3 separate regions of the Mus musculus genome follow, and regions 2 and 3 are each linked to region 1. Evidence: chromatin loops called from intact Hi-C (ENCODE). Cell type or tissue: left cerebral cortex. All regions are shown on one strand. Region 1 holds the start of Gm24780 (a small nucleolar RNA gene). Region 2 has its middle 32 kb from the start of Gm42203. Region 3 has its middle 51 kb from the start of Gm42203.

Evidence for each region. A loop is a pair of places that touch in the nucleus more often than their neighbours do. Peaks named below come from ENCODE experiments on the same cell type or tissue, not always from the same donor. Only the 100,000 strongest peaks of a DNase experiment are listed, where the experiment ranks them.
Region 2: it touches region 1 in a loop (3-fold over the local background); 2 of 42 quality-filtered maps call a loop at or near these places.
Region 3: it touches region 1 in a loop (4-fold over the local background); 2 of 42 quality-filtered maps call a loop at or near these places.

The regions. Positions count from the first base shown.
Region 1 is chr3:33,392,910-33,400,909 of GRCm38, forward strand. It overlaps Gm24780 (a small nucleolar RNA gene), which reads right to left and starts at 290; the gene lies at 148-290. In left cerebral cortex, no CTCF peak of the experiment used is centred here; DNase peaks (open chromatin) are centred at 639, 4,520, 5,623 and 6,539; H3K27ac peaks cover 4,992 bases.
Region 2 is chr3:33,655,582-33,663,581 of GRCm38, forward strand. No RefSeq gene overlaps it. Among named protein-coding and RNA genes, the nearest start is that of Gm42203, 32 kb to the right of the region's middle. In left cerebral cortex, a CTCF peak has its summit at 3,224; DNase peaks (open chromatin) are centred at 2,870 and 3,227; H3K27ac peaks cover 1,324 bases.
Region 3 is chr3:33,738,916-33,746,915 of GRCm38, forward strand. No RefSeq gene overlaps it. Among named protein-coding and RNA genes, the nearest start is that of Gm42203, 51 kb to the left of the region's middle. In left cerebral cortex, no CTCF peak of the experiment used is centred here; DNase peaks (open chromatin) are centred at 3,417 and 3,948; H3K27ac peaks cover 1,732 bases.

The DNA of each region.
Region 1 (8,000 bases):
TTGGCAGGCAGGTGTCTATGGCCTGCCTGTGCAGTGGGTCGAGGGGCACTGTGGGCATCTTTCCCAACCTATACCTGAGTCACATGGTGGAACACAGATTTCTGTCTTCCTCCTCCCATGCTGTGCTGCCTGGGTTTGATTTGATTTTTATGAGTCCTAGGCATAAAACAGCTTTGACCATCAAGCCAGGCATCAAGCTAGGATGAACAAAGTACTGCCATCTGATTTGCCCCTGACTGATATAAAAACACCACCACCAACAAGGTGTCTCTTTGCCCATTGCCAGAACAACAGGTAGAGGGGTTGTGGGTCGGGGGACAGACACAGCTTTTAGGAAGTCTTGGATCTGCTGTGAGATTGTATCTGTTCTCCTTTGTGTCTAGCACTTTCAAAGCACTAAAACTTACTGAATTTGAGCATTTTCAGAGATTCTAATGTGTATGGGTTTTTTTTTTTTTTTTTTTTTGGAGGGGGAGGGAGCAGGGAATAGGGAGAGAGGTTGGGTTTATTCAGAAAAGGAAAACATTGTTGGGCTAGTTACTTCTCTGTCGCCATGACATATGGAGAATCATCTGGAGAGGGAATCTCGCTGAAGAAGATGCCTCCATCAGGTTGGCCTGTGAGCAAGTCTGTGGGGGATGTCCTTGATGGATATGAGAAGGTCCAGCCCACTGTGGGCAGTGCCACTCCTGGGCAGGTGGTCTTGGACTGTATAATATGAAACTGAATAAGCTGTGGAGAGCAAGCCAGTAAGAGTGCTCCTCCATGACTTCTGCCTTCAGCTCCTGCTGCCAGATTCCTGCCTGGAGTTCCTGCCCTGACTTTCCTTCATGATAGACTAGTAGCTATCAGATGAAGTAAACCATTTCCTCTCCAAAATTGCTTTGGTAATGATAATTATCACAGCAATAGAAAGCAACCAAGGACAGTAAAGCCAAGGACAGTGAAGGAGAACTTCTGAAGAAAAAGAAAGAAAAAAGAGGTGTGTCTGAAGCCGCACTAACTGGCTGATTAGAACTTCAGTAACACAGAGGGGTGAGAGTGTGGCAGGTTCTGAGCCTAGTTACCTTATCTGGGCTAGTTTTAGCCCCATGAGTAACCAAATAACCGTCCCTTATCCATCCCTTGTCCATCTCTGTGCCAAAATTAATATCCTGTGACTAACTTATAAAATCCTTTTAGACGCCATTACCTTAGCAGGCAACTAGCTCCCACAGACCCCCCAAACTAGGAATGTCACTGGGTAACTAATCTAATTCCTGCAGGGGAGATTCTCAAGTTGGTGTGATCACCTCTCTGATGTTCCCACCTATGTGCTTCAGCGAGTCATGACTTATACCTTTCTTTGTTCTGTTCCTATAAAAACTTCACAAAACTGATTCCATGCTGGAACATGAAATTTCAGGGTACCAAAATCTGTGTTCCTGGGCCATGGTCATTCACGTGTGAAATTAGAATAAACTCTTACTTATTCCCTTTGAGCAGCTGAGAGCTCTGTCTTTTGCATCAACAACACTGAATTAAGGAATTTTAAAAATGGATTCTCTGGTATTTCATACTTTAATATAATTTGTTTAGATCAGGCCCACCCATTTCCCAACTCCAGATAGGCTTCCAGGAGGGACTCTTTTTACACCTTATTTTTGCCATAGATTCATTTTACAGGTATTTTAAAAGTCCAAAGACAAGTTAACCTAGACTATTTGTTAGTGACTAAGTTTTAAAGTCATCCAACTGCACCCCAGTGTTCCTTCTCCAGGAGAGCTTTGAGTTGGCAAATGGCATAAGGTGAGGCTGTAAGGTAAACATAGATAATCAGCAACTGTGAGATACTTTAAATCACTGTCCTTTGTTATGTGGGTAGTGGGATGGAGGGATCAGTAAAATGGGATGAGAGGGAAGGAAACCTGGCAAAGGAAGGAGGAGCTTGGGGAAAGACTAGAGGTGAATGAAGATTTACCCAGAGAGGCATCTGGGACTCACCTGCTGGCTTAATGTTAAATACTCTGAAATATCCAATTACTTTTAATAAAGATCAGACACTCAGAGTATTGGGTAGTTAGACTAATCCCAAAGGAAAGCAATCTGACAACAAAGCTGTCATGTGTCTTGACCAAGACTCAATCTGTTATCTCTGTTCCAAAGAAAGCAGTTTACCACAATTAGGAGTTTTTTTTTTCCAACTTTCACTGAGAGGACTATGTCTGCCTTTCTCTACAAGAATTCTCATTCACTTATAAACCTCCAGGGGTTAGTGAATATTTACATACACAAATTGAGTGCTGATAGAGTCACAGAGCTGCATGCATGAGTCAACACCTTAGGATTTATTTCCATAACCTTCAATTTGTAAACCTGAGAACAGTTTGTTTTCTTGTCTGCATGGTACAGTTTTAGAACTATGATTGATTAACTCCTTATAAGAAAACCTTGGTCTGGAACCAGGCACACACATTGAAATGAAATTTATAGGATTTGGGAATAAAGGAGTCTTATACTGAGAAATGACTGCATCTCTAGAAAATCTATAATTTCACACAGCACTGAGAAGGTTCCAATGAACATTTTCACAATGTAAAGGGCTGATAATGTAAAACTGGTGTCTGGACCGCTTGGGAGCCACTTCTCAGAGAGGTGTTTTAATTAGGCAGACCATTTGGAGCTGATGATTGGAAACTTGAAATTAGCATAATGAATTATCTTATCTTTATTTCCCTTATAATATATGCCCACAGTTTTAAATTTCATTGCTAACTAACCTAAAAAGTTATCAGTGCAGGGAAACACACACACACACACACACACACACACACACACACACACACAGAAAAGTTCCCATCAGAAAGCTCTCAGCCCTTTGTGCAGTTATGTAACACCCACTGGAAACAAAATTTTCCCAATTGGGAATTACAGTTGGAAAGTTGCATTCAGAGTGAAAGTGTATAAAATGAGATTAAAAATCCTTTTAAAAATTCTCAGCAATTTTTAATGAAAAGCAGGAGAGAAACAAGACTCTCTGGACTCTTTCATTTCTGAGCAGGAAGTGGAACCTGTTGAATTTGTAAAGACAAGGCTAACAGAAATGAGAGCGAAGTCCCCTCGCCAGCGACTAGACAAAGGAAGTTTGTTTCTCATGCAGTGCAACCCTGAAAGCATGGTTTTTCACCAAAGGACTCAAACACCCTTATTTCTTCCATCCTGTATTCCAGCGGCTGATTTCAATGTCACTGGTTTTACTTGTATCTGTCTGGAAGGGAGAACTACAATGATCACTATCCTCAGCGGGTTTGTGGGTCCACCTTAAAAGGTCAGACACAGCCTTTCCTCTCATTCTCTTGACTAAAGTTTAGTCCCATTGAACTATGCTGGGGGCTGGGGATAGGGCCAACCTGAGTGTCCTGAAAGAAGAGAGGAACACTGGTGACATCAGAAGGAGATTCCTGCCACTGTAGACACTGCTTTGTACTTTTAACATGAAGTCTGAAAGAGAAGATAGGCACTATCCATCAATATCATTTGAGAATATTTCACACTACAAACATCTGTTTTTCTCAACCTCTAAATCAGTTCAGAGGCATTAGAGAGACTGTTTCTCTGGCTCTGTATTATTATGATTGGCAAGTATCTGGACTTTTAAAAGAAGTTTGTCTTAGCTATAGAGACGTGAGATCTTTGTCTGGAGACTTCCTACAGCTCTTATCAGGGTTGACCTAATTAGAACTCAAGTAGGGTTTTGTGATTCTAAATTCTCTTGCCACTGTGATGCCTAATTTTGGTTGTAAATTTGACTACATCCCGAATTAACTAGAACCCCAAAATAGGGGGGCACACCTGTGAGGAACTTTTTGCTTAATTTGAAGTAGGAAGATCCACTTCTAATCTGGATCTTTGAGATGGGTAGACAGGCCTTTAATCCAGATCTTTAAATTAGATCTAATCTGGGCCAAGCCTTCAGATGGAAGTCTGTATGATGACATAGAAGAAGGGAGATTTTGCACTTTGCCTGCTTGCCCTCATCTTGCTAGCAAGGCAATTACTTCAAGAATTAGAATCTACTTATTTGGGATTACAGCATATAAAGTCATACAGACTCATGGACTGAGTAACTTCTAGATTCTTGAACAATCTGTTCCTATCCAGCCACTGATGGATTAGTTAGACCTTAGCCTGTAAGTCATTCTAATATCTTTTATATTCTAATATCACACACATTATATATATATATATATATATATATATATATATACATTCTATAAATTGTTACTCTAGAGAACCCTGACTAATATGCCATGGTTGGCCCCAGCTCTTGCGCCCATCACCACAGCCCCGACTCATGACTTTGCTTTCAAAAAATATCTTGGTAGTTTCTTTTCCTTATTCCCATCCCCCATGTTTTTTTTTCTTCAAAATAGCATGCTGGAAATCGAAATCTGTGCTATAATTAAAAGCAGCAGCTTCTCTGGGGATGGGAATCATGGGAGCGTTCCCAGCTCGATTTGTTCCTCAGCTCAAGCTTACCATAAGAGCTGTTTTTGGTACAGGGACTCTCAGGGGAAATCAAAGGAGCCTTGGAAACTGGCTGAGGATTTCCAGGTTAAGCAGCATGGAGCCACCGCAGAGACAGGGCTGAGACACCTGCTGTTTGCTGAGCAGCCTATGGCCCTGACACCATAAGCACCTGCCCACTGTGCTGTGCCAAATGCCTCCAAGTCCCTTACTTCAGCTCATGCTACCAAAGTGGCATCACTTTGAATGTGCCGTTCCATGACTATTCTGCTAGAACAATGTTAAATTTTCATAGATTCAGTGCTGGGGAACACAGGAGAGAAAGCATTCATTATTACCATATTCAACCCAAAAGTTATTTGGCTAACAGAAGTGGGTCTTTTCTGATCAAAGTGGTGGTCTCTCATGTTGCTGAAGCGTGTTTGCTCAGCACACAGCAGCACATAGCCATTGTCTATATTGAAGTCGTTTAGACCTTTCCTCCTTCCGTATCATAATGATAATGGATGGACTGAATTAAAAATTGACGGCAAAAGTATTTTAATAGTTTGCCTTACCCATGTGTGGAAATTAATTTTCCTTCCTTACCTATATGCATTCAAGTTCTCTTCGTTAATATCTGTGTTGTTTATCCTTTAAAACTGTCCTAAAGAGCCTATTTTTAAACAGAGTTAGGGATTAAGAAAGATTTAACAACAAAAGTATATTGAAATTTAGTATGTGCTAGGCATTGCCTTCAGCTCTATGTAACTGATGAGACGAGTCTTGTAGCTTATACTCTAGGAGTGGGACCAGACAATAAGACGTAAAAATATAAATCAACTAGTGAGATAAGTGTGGTGAGTTGTTGCACAAATGATGAGAAAGATACATCTACAGAAAGACCCAGGGAAGAGGGGTTCTCCTTATACAGTCTCTTCCTCCTAAGAGGGAGGAGGAAGGTATATGAGAGTAGAAAGTTGATGAAAAATATGGAACTTGGAATGTTTCAAAATCCTGGAGCTAGAGAGAGAAGACGGCAGTGGAGCTGTCTGAAGGTGGCTCAGGGAATGCCAGGGCTGGGATGGGCTTTGTGCCATTGAGACACCCAGGCTCCTGTTAGTAAACTCTTCACTAGTACTCCCTTGAGTAAAGCCTACAAACTCACAGGTTAGCAAGCTAGATTCTGAGAGAATTGCTTGTCTGCTGCTGGTGTTCTCTATTGGGTGAATAGTTATCTATTCTTATGATCACAGCAAAGATCGTACAACAGGTCCACAAAAGAAAAGAATTGGCAACAAGCCACAGCCTTGGCATGCTCCAGCTGCAGCGCAAAGCTCATTTTTTTGCCAAAGCAAATTAAGAAAAGGAAAAGGTGGGAAAGGCTAAGGTGACAAACATTAACAAAAATCTTCAGAGTATTGAGGACGGTATTTATTAAGAATTTACCTGAAACTGATAGGGGACTGGGAAATAGTTCAGTGAGTAAGTCTGACAACCTGAGTTTGATCATTCACTGGGACCCAGATCTTGTAAGGAAAGCTCTGACTTCTGCAGTTGTCTTCTGACCTCTGAACATGTTGTGTACACACACACACACACACACACACACACACACACAAAGAGAGAGAGAGAGAGAGAGAGAGAGAGAACAATAATCATATAAGTGTAGAATTCACACTGAGCAGTAAGAGAAGGACAACTGGAGGATATGTGAGAGTCCCAGGGTTAGGACTCCAGCACAGGATAGTGTGCCGAAAGAGGCACCGAGATTAGTCATGTGTAATGTGTGCCTCAGAGAAAAATGTGGAATCAAGGACTCTTAGGTACTTAGGAGAAGCATGGTGTCATTTGTGATGACAGGGATGCTTTGCTGCTGGTTAAACCGCTCAGATGTTTATTGCATTATTAGTTTCTGTCAGACACTATGCTTGGTATTGCATACCGTGCGAACACCCCCCCAAGAAATTCTAAGTCAGAAATTATGAGAGCTGGCAGTAGGCAGAGGAAGAAGGATGAAGAGGAAATGACAAATTTAAGAAAAAACGTGGGAGTTAAAGAGTTGGCAGAATGTGGCGCCTGATGTTTGAGAGCGAGAAAGATTCTGAGATGATTTTTAAATTTCTGATGCAAGTGGGTTGATGGCAGAGCCTTGAACAAAGACAGGGAATGCACAGTCACAAGGTTGTTTGTGCACAGGAAATGCACGGTCACGAGGTGGTTTGTGGACCAGGCCATTATTCCCTTAACGATGGCAGCTAGTGATTGAATGCTGGCTGCTTCCTGTGTCCCCTGTAGTGCTTGCTGCTTAACACAAAGAGCCCCAACTTAAACCTATGGCACTGCTCTTGTTCTTATGCAAGCGTTATCTAGAACTCAGAGATGTTGTTAAATAACTCAATGTCATATATGCAGGGATTGGGAGAGGTGGGCTTAGTATAGATGTAGCTGCTGGGTTTGAGTTGACATAGATATGTGGTCAGAAGCACTTAGTGCATTTATGAGCATGGGCTTAGAGGTGGATCCTATTTGAGAGTCACCGGCATGATTGGCTGCCCTTGCATTGATTTTCTTCTTTTTCTTATCTCCCTTTCCACCCTAAAGTATTCTCTGGATCTGTCACTCAAATTAGCTCCTTGCCCTTGAATCCTTGTGCTGGTCTACTTCTGAGAGAGCCCAACCTAGAGGTAAATTTGAAAATGAGAAGCACTGAACAGCAAACGGCTTTCTTAGGAGCTGGCTGTGCAAAGAACGAAATAAGTTCAGAAATAATTGCAGGAAAGCAAGGTCTACTTTATAAGAAGAGAAAGTATTAGAAAGGAAAAGGTTGAAGAGGTCCTGATGAGGACTTGTGCTGAGAGAGTTTAGCAAACCAGGGGCAGAAATGCCGATGATGGCAGTAATGTGAGATTGGTTTAAAACTAGCTGGAGCCTAAGAAATGGCTCAGCAGATAAGACTAATAATGCTTGCAAACCCTAACACAGATAAAAACCAATAGCAGTGGTCCCCATCTCTACCCCTAGCATTCCTGTGGTAGGCTATGGGGACCAGGTCATTATTCTGTTGACAGTGGCAACTAAGTGTTGAGTGCTGGTCACTTCATGTGGTCAGCTGTGATGCTTGAAGCTTTACACACCAACTCCAGGGTACAGAAGAATCAGCTGGAAGCTAGGGGAACAGCTAGCTTGGAATATGCAACATAGACTCAAGAAAAATACCTCAATAAGGTGGAAGGGAGAAGCTATTGGCTCCCAGAAGTTGTCCTCTGACCTCTACATGTCACCATACCATGTACAGCATCTCCCTGATAATCTCAAGTCTAGTGAAGGAATTTACTATACAGATGAATATGTGAGCAGCTCAGATTACCCTCAGCTACTCTAGGTTCTGATGACCAGATCGGAGTCCATCATATTAAGGATTCATACCCTTGAATAATCTTTGTGCTGTCTTTTCAAATCCTCTGTTCTTTACCAATTCCTAACATATAACTCTGACCTTGAGATTTCCTTGA
Region 2 (8,000 bases), 260 kb after region 1:
GAATGATTGTGAGCATCTCTGAGTACAGACATAAGGCTCAGGTCATGTGGGTGAGAATAAAACAGAAATTCTAAACAAGCCTGGGGAATCACAAAGCAAAAGATCTCTGATTTACCAGGGAAGAATACAAGAAAGAGAGAGAGAGCCACCAAAGTCAAGGTAGACATCATAAAAACTCTGAAGACATCCCACAGATAAGGTCTGCCACAAAGAGCACTCCACCCCCTGGCATGACTAATGCCAGAAGTCTGGGGAGAGCCAGTCAACTGGACTGAACTGTGTGGCTTTGCTGAGATGTCACTGTCAATTAACATGGTGGCTGCTGTAGAATAATTATAATCCAGCAACATGGCAGCCCTGGAAAGGTATCACATCCAGAGACCTTCTAGGTCTTTATGATCTGGCTAGAATGCTGAAGTGCCACATACCTTTAATCACTCTAGCTGGAGTAATTCCTCTGGCTGGTATACAGACACTCGCCTTGGATCCTAAACAATGGAAAGAAGTTTATAGAAGGAAGCAGCTGTGTGTGAAATGACATCTAATTGAAAGGTAGACAAAGTGACAAACCAGAGAAAGATTTGATGGAATGAACAAATCTCTCATGAGAACAGATAGGAAAGAGAGACAACATAAGAAATGGTGTAGGGAGAGGGGGGCTGGAGAGAGGGGAAGAGGAGGAGAAAGAGAAATGGGAGGAGGAGGAAGAGGAAGAAGAGGAGGCAGTTTTACCAGGAGAGTATTAGACACAGGTTGCGGTAAAAACAAGTTGGACACAGGTGAAGACAGAACAGCCAGAGAATTAAAGCCAGAAGATAAGAACAGATTCCCAAAGTTAGTTTGAGGTCAAGCCGAAGCTGTGAGAAGCCAGTTTAAATCAGTCATTTTGGAGGATCAGACTGGATGGAGACTAGAAGCTTTCAGGCCTAGGCCTAGAGATAGTTAGAACAGAGGAATAAATGTTCTGGGCTCAGCCTAAGCTGTATATTTGGACAGCTTGGGCAGCTCTCATCTCATCACTTCATCTGAAGAAATAAGTTACTTTTACAGGCAGCTGCACACATCAGGGTCTGGTATACTCCTAGACAGCAGATAGAGGAGAACGGAGCGAGCTGGGAAGGCAGAAAGGATAAAAGCTGCCTGCGAAGAATTTCGAAGGCAGTGCAAGCTTGAGCCAGGAAAGTAGCACCCACCCCACCGTCATCCATCCTGCCTTGATCTAAACATAAATTCCATTAAGAGAGAAAGATAGAAGGAGAAAGGACAAGACACATTTCACCAGGATCTATGCTGACTTCTTAGTGATGTGATTGCATTCTCCAACAGTAACTGGAATGGAGGTTCAGGGGCTAAGCAGTATTACTTAAAAATGCATGTCTATTATTGCAATCCAAGTTCAAGGTATGGAGTGTATATCCCCCACAACAGCACTGTGAACTGCTTCCACCTTCACTGTGTTCCCTATGATAACATGAAATCTTTCTCTCCATCTCCCCTGAGACAAGAAGAAGAAAATGCAAGTTGGTTTCCTGATTCTTCGATAATCTACATTATCTAGATTCTTCTGTACAAAAGCTTGTGAATTGACTACTGGAAACATCTTCACTTCTTTGTTTCACAAAGAATGACCATACAGTGACAATTCTACACAGAAGTTTCCAGGCCCCATTTCTCCAGGGAAATGAGACAGACAAAAATATGGCCATGCATTAGGATGGAACTGTCTCACAGTCTAAGACACGGGAACTTTTGCTGGATCTCACAGCCAGAGTCGATAATATCCCTTGAGGTTACATAAGACATAACACTGCTATTCTGCTGTGTACTTGGACTGTTTAACTTACCTTTGTGACAATAATATAATAACCAACCTTACATGTGTTAAATTTCCCATGTATCAACTCTTATAACTTAAGCAAATGCAAAGCTGTAAACGTATGTATCCTTTCATGCCTCTGACCCAAGAGTAATGCATGTGTGTTACGATAATCATTTGCTGAAAACAGGCTAAAAGCAATTATAAAATGAGTATCTACTCTGAATGTTGACTGTAACATGAAGATATTGTTTATAATATTGTTTTTTATCTGATTCATTTGGGTTTGGTTGAAGTCAGTGATTTAATCACTTGTAAAACTGTCACATATTTCTGTAAAGCATCTCTCATTCCCTTCTATGTGATACTTTTTGTGTTGCTCAACACAAGAGAGAACAAAGCCCTTTGTTGGACACACACACACAAATGTGACATGCACAGAAGCAGGAACAGATTCAGGCAGGCACAGATTCAGACTCATTCAAGACAGAGAGAAGGATGGAAGACACAGGGAAGTGGAGTAGAGAATTCAAAAATGGCCTCACTCTTGGTCAAATGACACCAAAGTTGCTTTGTTAATTTAATATCCTCAATGGGACACTAGGATAGCATTGCCACTTAATTTACTATTAATTAGTATGCTCAAACTGGACATACAAATATTTTAGATCACAGCTAAATGTACAATTTTTTTAACATGTGTTAAAATATATTGCTTGAATAAGGGTACTTCAAAAGTCTTATTGCTTAAGACAAAACTAAAATTATTTAAATTTAATGATTTAATTCTACCTAATGTACAAGAACACAATAGATAACACAGAAACTACTTAAAGCTATAGATAGATAGATAGATAGATAGATAGATAGATAGATAGATAGATATTCCTCCTCTTTTCAACACTGCTTTGATCAGTGTTTTGTCACATTTTCCCCATGCCATGCCATACCCTGATTATACTCTTAAATTGCAGCATTGAACAGAAAGAAATGGAGGATCCTGCCTACACAGAGCTTACACTTTGGTTCACATTCCAGGAAGCAAATATATTCCTATTTTACATAGGATGCATTTTAAGGTGGGAGATAGAAGCAAATGCCCACATAAATTAAAAGTAGAGTTCAGGCTGAAAGCTACTGGCTCACAGACGATGTCCTTTTCCCTACATTGCACATATCTTGAAGAATGTAATTCAATGGGAAAATATCTTAGTAAAACCCAGTAGCTACCACAATCTGAGACATCTATGAGACGATGTTATCATATGTTTTTATTTGGGGTCCTTGATGATGATGATCATTTTTTTAAAGCAACAGAAACCCCAGTGGCACTGACTGAGGAGTAGGTCTTCTGAAGCAGATGGTGGCGAGCAGATGGCAGGCTGCTCCTTTCCTTTCAGCACCTCCTGTTGGAAGAGTGTGATCTGCAGGATTAGGTATATTTGACTTCTTGGGTCTCAACTGGTAGATATTTCTGGAGCAGATACTTCCTTCTCCTGAACGCGACATATTCACAAGCACAGTTTGTACATTTCCTTTTCTGTCACTGTTCCCATTCACTGTCCAGTTTTATCAACTCGAGGTAAAAGATTTACACTAAAATATGACCTTAAAAAATACAAATGCTTAGGTGTAAGGAACTCAAAGAAAGTATTCAAATCCTTCAACTTTTTCCAATAAGATGTGTGGCAATCACAATTCTTTGGACAAGTCAGAGTTGAATTAAATACACCTTCCAAGCAGCAGAGTTTAATGTGGCAACCATTAGCAAGGTGCTAGGAAGGTAGAAAGATGGCATGGTATGGTCTTTCTCAGTAGAGACTTTAAGATGTATAAGTGGTTTAAACAAGTGTACAATATTTGTTGTGTAAGACAGAAGATAGAGCTGCCACAGAGGTTTAGAGAGGAAGTTTAGACATTCACAATAAGAATGACACTTCTTAGCTAGATTGGGAAAGAGCTAGAGCACAGGAGAGTTGAGGTGAAAGCCCATTTCAAAATCAGACTTTGCAGAATGATGAGGCTTGTATAGCTAAAAATAATGGAAGGGTGCCATGGAGATGGAGAGTGTACCCAAGGAAGATGTGCACTGAGACTCAACAGTTAAGCCATAGGAAAAAAATGGATTCTGAAGTTTTGAAGACCAAGGCAAACTGTCTAAGCTTAGATCAAATTGTGACTGAGAACTATGAACAAATTCATTTCTGATGATGACACAGCCCATGTTTTGTTTTAACAATATTAGTTTCTTGGGAGAAGTGGAGAAGTTAATCATTACAGAGCCAAAGCACAGAAGGTAGTGATAGTAATTAGAGGTTATTTCCAGAGTTCAGAGAAAAGATAGCAAGAGTCTGAAATAGAGCTGGATCTTATTAAGTAAAAAGGAATAAATACAGATGGTCACAGTTTCTGCATTAAAAGCAGAGATATATATGCATCCTCTACAGAACATGAAAACTAAGACCTTATTAAAGTTGCTAGAGATAGTAACTTAACAAATAACAGAATTCCCAGGAACCCCAGACTCAACTCATTATTTTTCCTTCCTTAATGAATTTCTAGAACTTTAAAATACATTACTTGCATTTTCTATTAAACATGTACAGAGATAGTTTATACAGACTTTCTCTGGTGCTTTTATGCACTTTATGCATAAACAATCCTTGATTTGTGATGGGTCAATATGGTTTATCTCTTTTGCAGTTGTATTAGTCAGGGCGTTCTAGAGTAGCAGCACTTATAGAATGAATCTCTCTGTATATATGTAGGAGAAGGATTTATTAGAATGACTTACAAGTTGTAGTCCAATTAATCCAACAATGTCTGGTGTCTTAGTCAGGGTTTCTATTCCTGCACAAACATCATGACTAAGAAGCAAGTTGGGGAGGAAAGGGTTTATTCGGCTTACACTTTCATACTGCTGTTCATCACCAAGGAAGTCAGGACTGGAACTCAAGCAGGATAGGAAGCAGGAGCTGATGCAGAGGCCATGGAGGGATGTTCTTTACTGGCATGCTTTGCTAGCTTGCTCAGCTTGCTCTCTTATAGAACCAAGACAACCAGTCCAGAGATGGTCCTACCCACAAGGGGCCTTTCCCTCTTGATCACTAATTAAGAAAATGCCTTAAAGCTGGATCTCATGGAGGCATTTCCTCAAGTGAAGCTCCTTTCTCTGTGATAACTCCAGCTGTGTCAATTTGACACATAAAACCAGTCAGTACATCTGGCTATGAACAGAAAGTTCAAGAAGTTGCTCAGGCATGCGGCTGGTAGTTTCAGCTGGTCTTCAGTAGACACTGGAATCCCAAAGAAGTCGTCTCTAATGCCAGTGAATAGATGGCCTTGCTCCTGAGTCAGGAAAGGGCAGGCAGACAGGAAAAGCATCATTCTTCCATAGGCTTCTAGCAGAGGCGTGGCCCAGATTAAAGGTGCATCTTCCCACCTCAAGATCTGGATTAAAGATCAACTCTGAGGCTTTGGAGATCTTTTAACCTACATCACCGCCTCCATGTAAACTACGTATCTGACCATACATTTTTTATCTTTTAATACAATAGAAGAGTTCTTCTCTCTAAAAAGCTGTTAAGCCTTCTGTAGGGCAAACCCAATGTCTTGCTTTTACAACTTTATAAAGCTCTTTACAGAGACCTCTCAGGGAGGGCCTGGTAATTTACTATATTCCAGTGAACGTCCACACACCCAAGACTATTTGGAGTAGCAAAAATTGGTCTTGAAGGACTTTTTTTAATGATATGAAGTTAGATGAATATGGGAAAAATTAGGGGGTGAATATGGTAAAAAAAAATATTGTAAGAAACATGAAACTGTCAAATAACTAAATAAATTCAAAATAAATAAAAGCACTGGTCCATCTCCCTAGCCCCAAATCACTGTTTTTTATGTCTCATTTTCTATGTTCATTCTTTTCTTTCTGCTCTAAATCAACAAAATAGTATGCTCTTCCTCATTTCCATTATTAATATTTCTTAAAATCCCCCTTAAGGTTCATAGTTTTGGGCCATACACTAACCTCAGTAAGCCATGTCCCCTCTGGGGGCTTACAGAAACACAAACAATTCCAGCTGAGATATCAGTAGGCATAGTATTAAGTATTTGGCTGTTGTTATGTCAAATTTTATTACTCCCTCCTGAGTCTGCAAGCCTCCTGTCATACTGGTTTGGGAACCTCTCTATCTCACTCAAATAAAATAACTTTTCAGCCCTCCTCCAATTGCTTACCCGAACCTTGTCTCATTATTTGGAATACTTTCTCTCAAGCATCCTCCTACGATAAAGTATTTTATCAGGTTGGGTTTCTAAGCAAGATAATTCTTTTTACAAGAGTAATCCTGGTGTCAGCTAATGAAATATTTCCCTGTATGTGATTTGTGTGATTTATTTTCTAGCACAAAACTACATATTTAATCTAGTTCACAAATATTTACTCAGTTGTAAATAAGGTTTTCAGAGCATTCATGTGACTCAACCATTAATAGGGCCATAATAAAACTCGGATATTTTAGCTAGGGACAAGACAAGGTCAAAGGAGACAACAGATACAGAATTCAAGATTAAGTGCTCTAAGAGTTCAGTTTCATATGGGCTTTATTTTTAAAATATCTAAGACAATGGTTAGCACTTTTCCAGTTCACCATTCAGTTTAGAACTAGCTGGTCTTAAGTCAATGAAACCAAATAGGCTATTTACAAGGAGGAACACTAAATGTTGTCTCTCCCAGAGACTTGACACTTTGTTATTCTGTGTGCTTTGCACTCAGAGTAAGAGCTGGTGACTTATGAAACTATATTTTTACCATACGTAAACTCCATGTAATTTCTAGGCCTCTAAAAATATAAATAAGACAAATAATAATGATGATTGCTTAGGCAAAATATGCATAGTTTTTCAAATTGTAATGGGGAAAAGAGAGACACTTTCATTGATGATGCAGGGATGGGAATTGCCAATGCTCTTGTAAATAATACCTTGTCTGTGTTTCTGTAAGTGGCACTAATTAAAATCATAGGGTCGTGAAAGAGGAGACATGAAAGAAGGAAGAAAGAGATGAGGAGGAGGAGGGCAGCAAGGGAGAGTAAATGTGATCCAAATGCATTATGTCTTCTGTGAAAAGTCACAATGAAACCCATTATGTGGATAATTAGTATACACTAATAAAACACTTCAAAAGATAAATATGTCTTCAAGGAAGTTGTTAACATAGAATAATAAAATCTGTTAAACAGACAAATATATGTTTGTTTTATATTTGATGGCATAATCCAATGTTTTATTAGTCTGGCAGGATGACCAACATGAAATGAGTATTACATTGAGAGGATGCCAGGAGGGAAAAAAAAGAACTCTGTATTCAGCTCTAAGTGGCAGAGATATGTGAGTATGTGGAAAAAAGAGAGCATGCGAAGGACAGGAGGAGCAAAACAAGTCTTCTCTTGTCTTCCCTCTGAAACAGGCAGATTTCCTTGATAAGAATGGCACTTAGTGCACAGTTCTATCAGACCTTCAAAGAAGATCTAATTCCAGTTCTGCACAAACTATTTCACAAAATAGAAGTAGAAGGTACTCTACCCAACTCATTTTATGAAGCCACTATTACTCTGATACCTAAACCACAGAAAGATCCAACAAAGATAGAGAACTTCAGACCAATTTCTCTTATGAATATCGATGCAAAAATCCTCAATAAAATTCTCGCTAACCGAATCCAAAAACACATTAAAGCAATCATCCATCCTGATCAAGTAGGTTTTATTCCAGGGATGCAGGGATGGTTTAATATACGAAAATCCATCAATGTAATCCATTATATAAACAAACTCAAAGACAAAAACCACATGATCATCTCGTTAGATGCAGAAAAAGCATTTGACATCATCCAACACCCACTCATGATAAAAGTGTTGGAAAGATCAGGAATTCAAGGCCCATACCTAAACATGATAAAAGCAATCTACAGCAAACCAGTAGCCAACATCAAAGTAAATGGAGAGAAGCTGGAAGCAATCCCACTAAAATCAGGGACTAGACAAGGCTGCCCACTTTCTCCCTACCTTTTCAACATAGTACTTGAAGTATTAGCCAGAGCAATTCGACAACAAAAGGAGATCAAGGGGATACAAATTGGAAAAGAGGAAGTAAAAATATCACTTTTTGCAGATGATATGAT
Region 3 (8,000 bases), 350 kb after region 1:
GGGATATAAAAATGAACAAAGTTGGCAAAAGTAGGCATCCCAGCTCAGCTGCTAATTAATGCTGGAACTTCAGTCAGCTCGCTTAACCTTCTTGTAACCTAGATTCTACATTCATTTTTCTAAAAAGAATTAAAAAAGAAGTTGAAACTGCTGAAATTAAATAATGTAACTGATCCCTATACATAAAAGAAAGCTCTCAAGCTCTACACAGACTACTCCAATTGTTGATAATAATAGTCTAGAACATAAGAATGGCTTGTGGGCAGAAAACTGTGTGATAATAGCAACAATAACCTTATAAAATGTCTTCGCAAGAACCACACATGAACTTGTGGAGAATTTAACACTGAGGCTACATGGAGTAAACGATGTCTAACCCTCATTTTCCTGATGAAGAAACTGAGGTACATAGAGCTGTATAAATTTACAAATTTAGGGCCTATAACACCACTCACTGGTTAAGAGCATTGGCTGCTCTCGCAGAAAGCCAGAGTTCTGCTCCCAGCACCTATGTGACAGTTCACAAACACCCATAACTCCAGATGCAGGGGACCTGGGGCTCTCTTCTGGCCTCCAAAGGCACTATATGCATGTGGTACACATAAAGACAACTAGGTGCACACACATTCACATAACTAAAGATAAATAGATGTTTAAACATATCAATGTCACACATACAATGAGTGGCAAACCCAATATTTTAATTCAGACTGGCTCCAGATAACAGACTGAAAATACCATGTGTCTACTGGACCCTTGGTGACAAACTCCCAGCAGGGTGATTTAGTAATGATGATCAGATGTCTTCAGATAACGTAGAAAATTGTGTCTAACAATAGCATTCAATCTGGACCAATTTCTTAGACTATCTTTGACTGTGGAGCACCAATAATTCTCTAGTATTCTTTTCCCCATCTTGCCCAGGATGTCTGTGCTCGCCTGCCTCAGATCTTCTTCCTTGCCTGGAATTCTCCTCCCAAAGGCATTTCTATAGCTGATGTATTCATATCAGTCATGTTTCAGTAAATATCTCTTCCACAAAAAGCAATTTTGACTACCTTCCCTAAAATAATTCAACCTTTCGTTCATGTGCCCAAGCTCTCTAACTCTTTTTTTCTTCTTAGCACTTGCCATTATCCAAAATCGGATTAATAATTCATTTGATAATAACCTTAAGGTCAGAGATGATGGTGCTTCCTTAACTACTTTATCTTCAGTGCCTGGGCATGCCAGCTATAATGGAAAATGCTCAATAAATATTAAGCAAATGAATTAATTCCTCTGTGCCCCATCACTTTCTGATGTTATGATACTCAAAGGGTCCGTGGAGGAGATTTACATGGTGACCCTGTCAGAATCTGAATGGACTTATAACCCACCTCTCATTTATTTTCAGGCAACCTGCCCGTAATAGCACCTTGCTTTCTAACTAGAGGCAGAACTCAACTCTTCCTCCTTCCTTCCAATGATGGTCTGAGATATTTTCACTGATTTCCTTTCCTATCAAGATTCCACATGTTTCTTCATGTCTCATTACCTACTTTTCTTCCATAGGGATATATTTAGCATTTCTGAGTAGAACTTCCTGGGATCTTTGAACTTGTATTCTGTATGTTTGTTGCCAAAATATAGCTTGTAAGTATTTGCTGGCTAAGAGTTAATTCATTAGCATTATACACTGTGCTAATGACTGCATTAAAACCCCACATCATGTGGAGAAGATGAATGAAAGCCGCCCCCTGCTTCTCTTGATCATAACAATTTTGGAAGCATTCTAGAATTCTTTTCTTTTTGAATGACAAAAGCAACCTGTACATCAGTCTTTTGTCCTCCAGGTACTGTCTAGTCATCATTACAATGATAAATTGCTAGCTACAACTGAAGTTTGTTAGCCCAGATAGAAACTTTGGAATAATTATTGACAATGCATATTTTTAAAACCTGCAGTAATTAGATGATATGCATACATTATGTATGGAAAGGAAAGACTGCTGCTTCCAGAAACTCAGCTTCTTACTAGTGGAAAAGCAAATAGATGCTGACCTAACATACAGAAGCTGAAAAGCAAGCACATATTTCTTGCAGTAGTTTGGGAAAGATGCTACAAGCCCTATCCTCATTTTCTAAAGGCATCAATTCCTCATTGAACAGTGGTGGAAATAATAGCTATCCAGTGAATGGCTATGAAGGCAATATAGTAGATACAACCCTTTCTTCTCATTAAATAGTTCATTATGATATTTATGACTTATCATCCATATGTACAAACAAACTAAAACTTAAAGTTTTTAACTTATCTTCTTTGTCAGTTCAACCATAAGAGTTAGCTCGCAATTTTCAAGACAGTATTAAGAGCAACGGTTATTTGTATTTGTTAACCAAGACTGAGTATTTAATTCTCTGCAAAAGATTTAAAATTGGCCTCTCTGCTAGCCTTCTACTAAAATTATATCATATATATATATATATATATATATATATATATATATATATTACATATATATATATATTACTTCATATTTATTTTCTATATAAAGTAGAAACTGTTACCAACCAAAGTAAAAAATGTTTCAGTACTTTTAACATCTATAGAACCATGCTATGCATGCATGTTGCATATTATCCCTGGCACTGTCATGAACTTACAGCAAAGGAAGGAGAAAGGATGAGACAGGTACAATGAACATCCTCCTCTAGAGCATTTCACCCTTCTGCTTCTCTCCCCTCAGTGAGAGGCCACTCATCTTTCAGACTTCAGAAATCAAGTGTCACTTACAGGAACAAATGATTCACGCCCAACATGAACCTCATCCCTGTTTTCATCCATTCCACCATGAAAACTAAATGTATCTACATGGCAATTGGTTCAGCCTGTATCTTAAAGGAGACTATGGCCTTGAGCACAGCACTTGTACAAGTATTTAACTCATGTTAACTGTACATATTAATGAGGTTCAGTATGCATTTCCATACAGACATATAACATGTACACATCTAGTCAGCTGCCCCTTTTTGCTCTACATGCATATACCATTCCCAATCTCTTCTATTCAATAGTCTACTTCTAATTCAGTTTTTCTAGCTCCTGTATAAAAGAACACATAGTGACATCTTTTGGCACTTGATCAGAAGCTCCTGACTTCTGTGTCCTTTCCTCATATTTAAACTAGTTAGCACACCTCTCCTTCCTTTGCAGGAATGAGGTGGTAGGGATTTTGTATTCTGGTTCAAAAGCTGATTACATATGCATAAGAACAAACATAATTCATTACAAGAGATAAGAAAAACTACCAGATATTTTCTGGTTGTCTATTCTAAGAACAGATGGTGTGCTTCTGAGAAATATCAAGATATATGAAAGAAAACATTTAGGCAACTGATGTTCACGTGGGTGCTGATTTCTGGCTACAGAACATGCCTGTTGCTTCCTGACATCTGCGATATTCTTCTCTAAGTACCAGGGGGTGGAGGGGATAAAAAAAAATACAAATGACAAAGTTACAAAGATTGCAGGTTTGCGCATTAGTGAGTTATTCTAACTGACCTTATAAGGTATAAACTAACCAGGAACTCAAAGGGATGACTTCAGACACTGTTGCATAATAGACATAATTGAAACCGCATTGACTGCAATCTAGCAGACCTGAGTTCAGTATTTTGGCCCTATTCCTTATAGGCTGGGTGGGGTTTTTTATGTTATTTATTTGGTTGCTTTATTTTTGTTCTACCACAATCAGTAAGTGAAGCATTTCTATATTATTTTACTGACAAAGAAACTTTAAGCTTCTGTGATGCTTAGGTAATTGTTAGCTTGACAGAATCCAGAGTTATGTGAAAGACAAGGCTTCATGCAGACCCATGAGAGACTGTTTAACTTCTGGCCACGCCTGTAAGGGACGATAGTGATTAGGTTAGACTGAGGTGGGAAGACCCCCACTTAGAAACAGTTTTGGGCTGAGGCCCTAGATCTTACACAAAGGAGAAAGCAGGCTGAGTATCCGTATTTGTTGCTCTCTGCTCTTGACTAAACAATCACAGGCACTTTAACTAGTGATTAGCTAAATTTTTGAAATATAACCAAAGCCCAGCATTGTCTGATAAAACAGAGCAAGGCGAGTCTGAAAGTTAGATATTTAAAGGGGAAGAAATGGGCCTATTCAAAAGCAAGTTTCCAATGGAAAGAGCTGAAATTTTTGGCATAGATTCTTAGGCTTAGTTTCATTAGCATAATAGCAATCTCAGTTTAGAAGAATCACAATCGGAAAAGGGCTCCTCAAAGGACAGAATGAGAAGCACACTTGCTGAGACACTAAACAAGAAAATCCAGTCACTGGCTTTTTTCTGTGGTCTAGAAGGCTTTAAATCTCAATTTCACATTTCAATTGAAGCTCAGAGCAGAAACTGATGCAACAAGTCAGAGGCACTAAGAGGAAAGCCAATGAAAGAGAAAGACAGGCCTTTCTAGTCAGAAAAGACTAGAGACCCCTTCAGACATCAGCTTTCAGAGAAAGTACAGGACCTCAAAAATTCCCAATATTCACCCACTATTTGGCCTGTTATCAGAGTACTAGAATAAATAATACAGCAGGTTACCAGTGTACTGGAAGCATAGTGTGAAGGCAATAGGACTCAGAACAATTGAGTCTAAGATTAGGCCTCCTAAGTTTTATGTCTGTCTTCATCTTGCCTCTTCGTTGAGAGGAAGGACACTGAGGAAATTCAGATAACTGAGATAAGGCCTTGGTTTAAATCTTATCTCGATTTGGAATTGCCTTTATTTTGCTGCAGAAGCATCCCAAAAATTCCCCTGCCCTACCCAGAGCTGCAAAGGCCTGGTTCAAAATCATGAGTCCCTTATTTGATTGTTAAGAATTAGTTTATAACCTAAGATACTATATACTCATTCTTGAATGCCTGTGAGCTGCTTACTGGTGAGCTACCAGATAATTTACTAAGTATTACTTAAATCTGGTATTACAATTTGTATTAATCTCTGAGCTCTTTAGCTTTTTAGTAGATAGATAGATAGATACATAGATACATAGATACATAGATGTTTGTATCCCTTAAATTATTCATAGACTTGTTACATTCTTCATAATTGTAAGACTGTAATTTTATACTATATTACTTTTTCTGGGGAAGTGCTAATAAAAAAGACAGGGTATAACAACGAATCAAAGAAATGGGATTAGCTTAGTGAACCAATTTTTTAAGGTTACTTACAAGAGCATGGCTAACTCAAAGGCAGCTGGGGTTTCTTGCACAGCTTGCAAGCAGTGCCACCAAAGAGTCTTCTTCACTCTAGTGATTGTTAATTGATTATGAAACCTCATGAAAGAGATCTGGTGAATCTTATAACTTTCTTGAGGATTTTGTGAACTTTCTAGTTTTAGAAAATTTCTTCTGGTTCTAAGCCCCAGTATAGGAGAATGCCAGGACCAGGAATGGGAGTGGGTGGGTTGGGAAGCAGGGAGAGGGGGAAGGGGATAGGGGATTTTCAGAGGGAAAACGAGGAAAGGGGATAACATTTGAAATGTAAATAAAGAAAATATCCAATTAAAAAAAAGGAAAAAAAAAGAAAATTTCCTCTGTACTCCAGGAGGAATTATTCCTGTATTAGTTACCTTTCTATTGGTATGAACAAATACAAAAAAAAAAATGCAAGTTTAAGACACAGGATTTATTTTAGCTCATGAAGTAACAGCAGCAGGAATGTGAGGCCACTGTCACACTGTCCCTACTCAAGAGGCAAAAAGGATGAGCATTGGTGCTCACCTACCTGTCGTCTCCTTCCCTATTTATTCAGCTGCGACCCCATAGATGATGACACTTACATTTAGGATGGGTCATTTCTTTTCAGTTGAACCTCTCTTAAAACATCCTCACAAACAAATAGAGAATTTTGTCTCCTAGATGATGCTAAGCCCAGCCAAGTAAACAAAGACAACTAACAATGACCAATTCAATGCTGAGGGGAAAAACTACACAAGGTTTCACCCATTCTTTAGTCTCTTTCATTTTTTCGATCCTGTTTTAAGATGTTCTCTGAGCCTTGGAGGAGGTGAGAGATGTATTTAATTATTTTCTTCCATTTATAACTGAGCATTGGACCACCATTCCACAGCAACAATCACTTATTTTGACTGGTTATGAATCCTCCATGGTAACTGCTGCTCAATGCAAAAATGAGTTTCCCTGCCCAGAACTGACAGAAGCAATAACCTGACATATGAGTGTGAAGCACTATCTTTGGAAGGAGATTTAATACCATATGACATCATTTAATCAAATAATATCGGCAGTCATTCTTCTGGGCTTTATTAAGTCCTGGATCACAAGCTTTCCCTAGTTCATGGTATCAAACATGGGTTCTATTTTATGAAGCAGGCTTTTAGCCCAGTTTTTAAAAAATGGTTTCATAAATACCAATCACACTATCATTGTACCAAAGAGCATATTTTGCCTTGCAGGTTGACATATGCAGAGTCAATAGTGCAAAGAACCATTGACAAACGTTCTCACCTTAGCAATTGACATAATATTTTTAGGCATTATGAAAGCAGACAAAGGAAAGAGTACTTCCAGAAGTATTCAAGCTTAGTTTTTCCATGCCCAACAACCAGAGTATGCTCTGACTTCAGTAGTAGGTCTATCAAATTCAACCAACAGCAGTGGCAATAGCCCCTGACCAGCATAACCTTTAGATGTAGCCTCTTTGGGGCCGAGATCTTTCATCCAATAAACACTTGGCTTCTAGGAGTATCTTTTCCATATCACTCAAGCATTCTTTGTATAAGAAACCTTTTTATAGAGTTGAGCAGGGTCTTTGAAGGTCCATGGCCATTCATACAAAGCAAGTAACAATTGGTCTTGAATGACTATGAAAAAACTTAAAAGGAAGTATGAATAAAGACGAGTGCAGCAAATGAACTATGTTGGTTCCAGCAGTGTGGATGGATTTTCATACTTGAAACACTGCTGTAGAGCCACTTCACATCTCAACGTAGCCAGCTTGTACTCATCAGTTTAGCCCAAGACCAAAGGGGAGCAAAGCCCTGTGCTCTCATACATTCTAGCATCAGCTATACCTGGCTGCTGAAGAAGTCCTGGGCTGGATAAGAAGTCTCAAACCCCAGAAAGTAATGTATACAGAATACTCTGGGGAAATAATTGCCCAAATTTGAGAGAAGTGTAATCTTTCTCATCTCCCTATTATCTATTCTTTCTGCCCTACTAATAAATTAGTTCTCTGGCTTTGAAATTTTCCAGAGGCTTAAAGACACTGAATTTGTCTTGCTGTCAATTTTTCCTAGGAAATTCAGCCCCACTAAAATCTTGCCACATTTGCTACTTAGTGACCTAAATCTGCCCCATAATCTGCTTTGCCTTTTTTTCCATCCCTTCCTGAATGCTTTATTACATATTTTACTTACATTGTAACTGAAATCAATTAGATCACTCAGAGCCCCTATCTACCCTTCAAGGACTATGTCCAACCATGAAGCCCAGTAAAACCACCAAATTCTATCCCAATCCCTATAACCCCTGTGGGAAAACCTCTTCCTTAACTCTCTGAAGGATAAGTTCCAACTGGATAGGTAAATCAAATATTGTTTCCTTAATTTCCAGTTCTCTCAATAATGTTCATCCTTTCTCATCCTCCAGTCCCTGATACTCATAAGGAACTCAGTTAGGTAGCCAAGCAACCATAATGGCCCATATGAGCCAGTCCAAGGGAACTTTTCTGATAATGACTGATTATGAAACCTTTATGTCAAGGAAGGATAAATAGTTAATGTGACTCAGTCTGTTTCCATGGCACTTTGGCTGATCCATCTGCTCCCATGCCCTATTGTCTTCTCTCACAAGACAGGCTACGAGAGACTCCCTCATTTATTGTTTAAAAGTCTCCCCAGTTTGCGAAATGTAGAGGCAGAATATTCCCAGTTACTATATTTTACTTTACTGGGCCATTATTAAGGCCCCCATGTTCACGC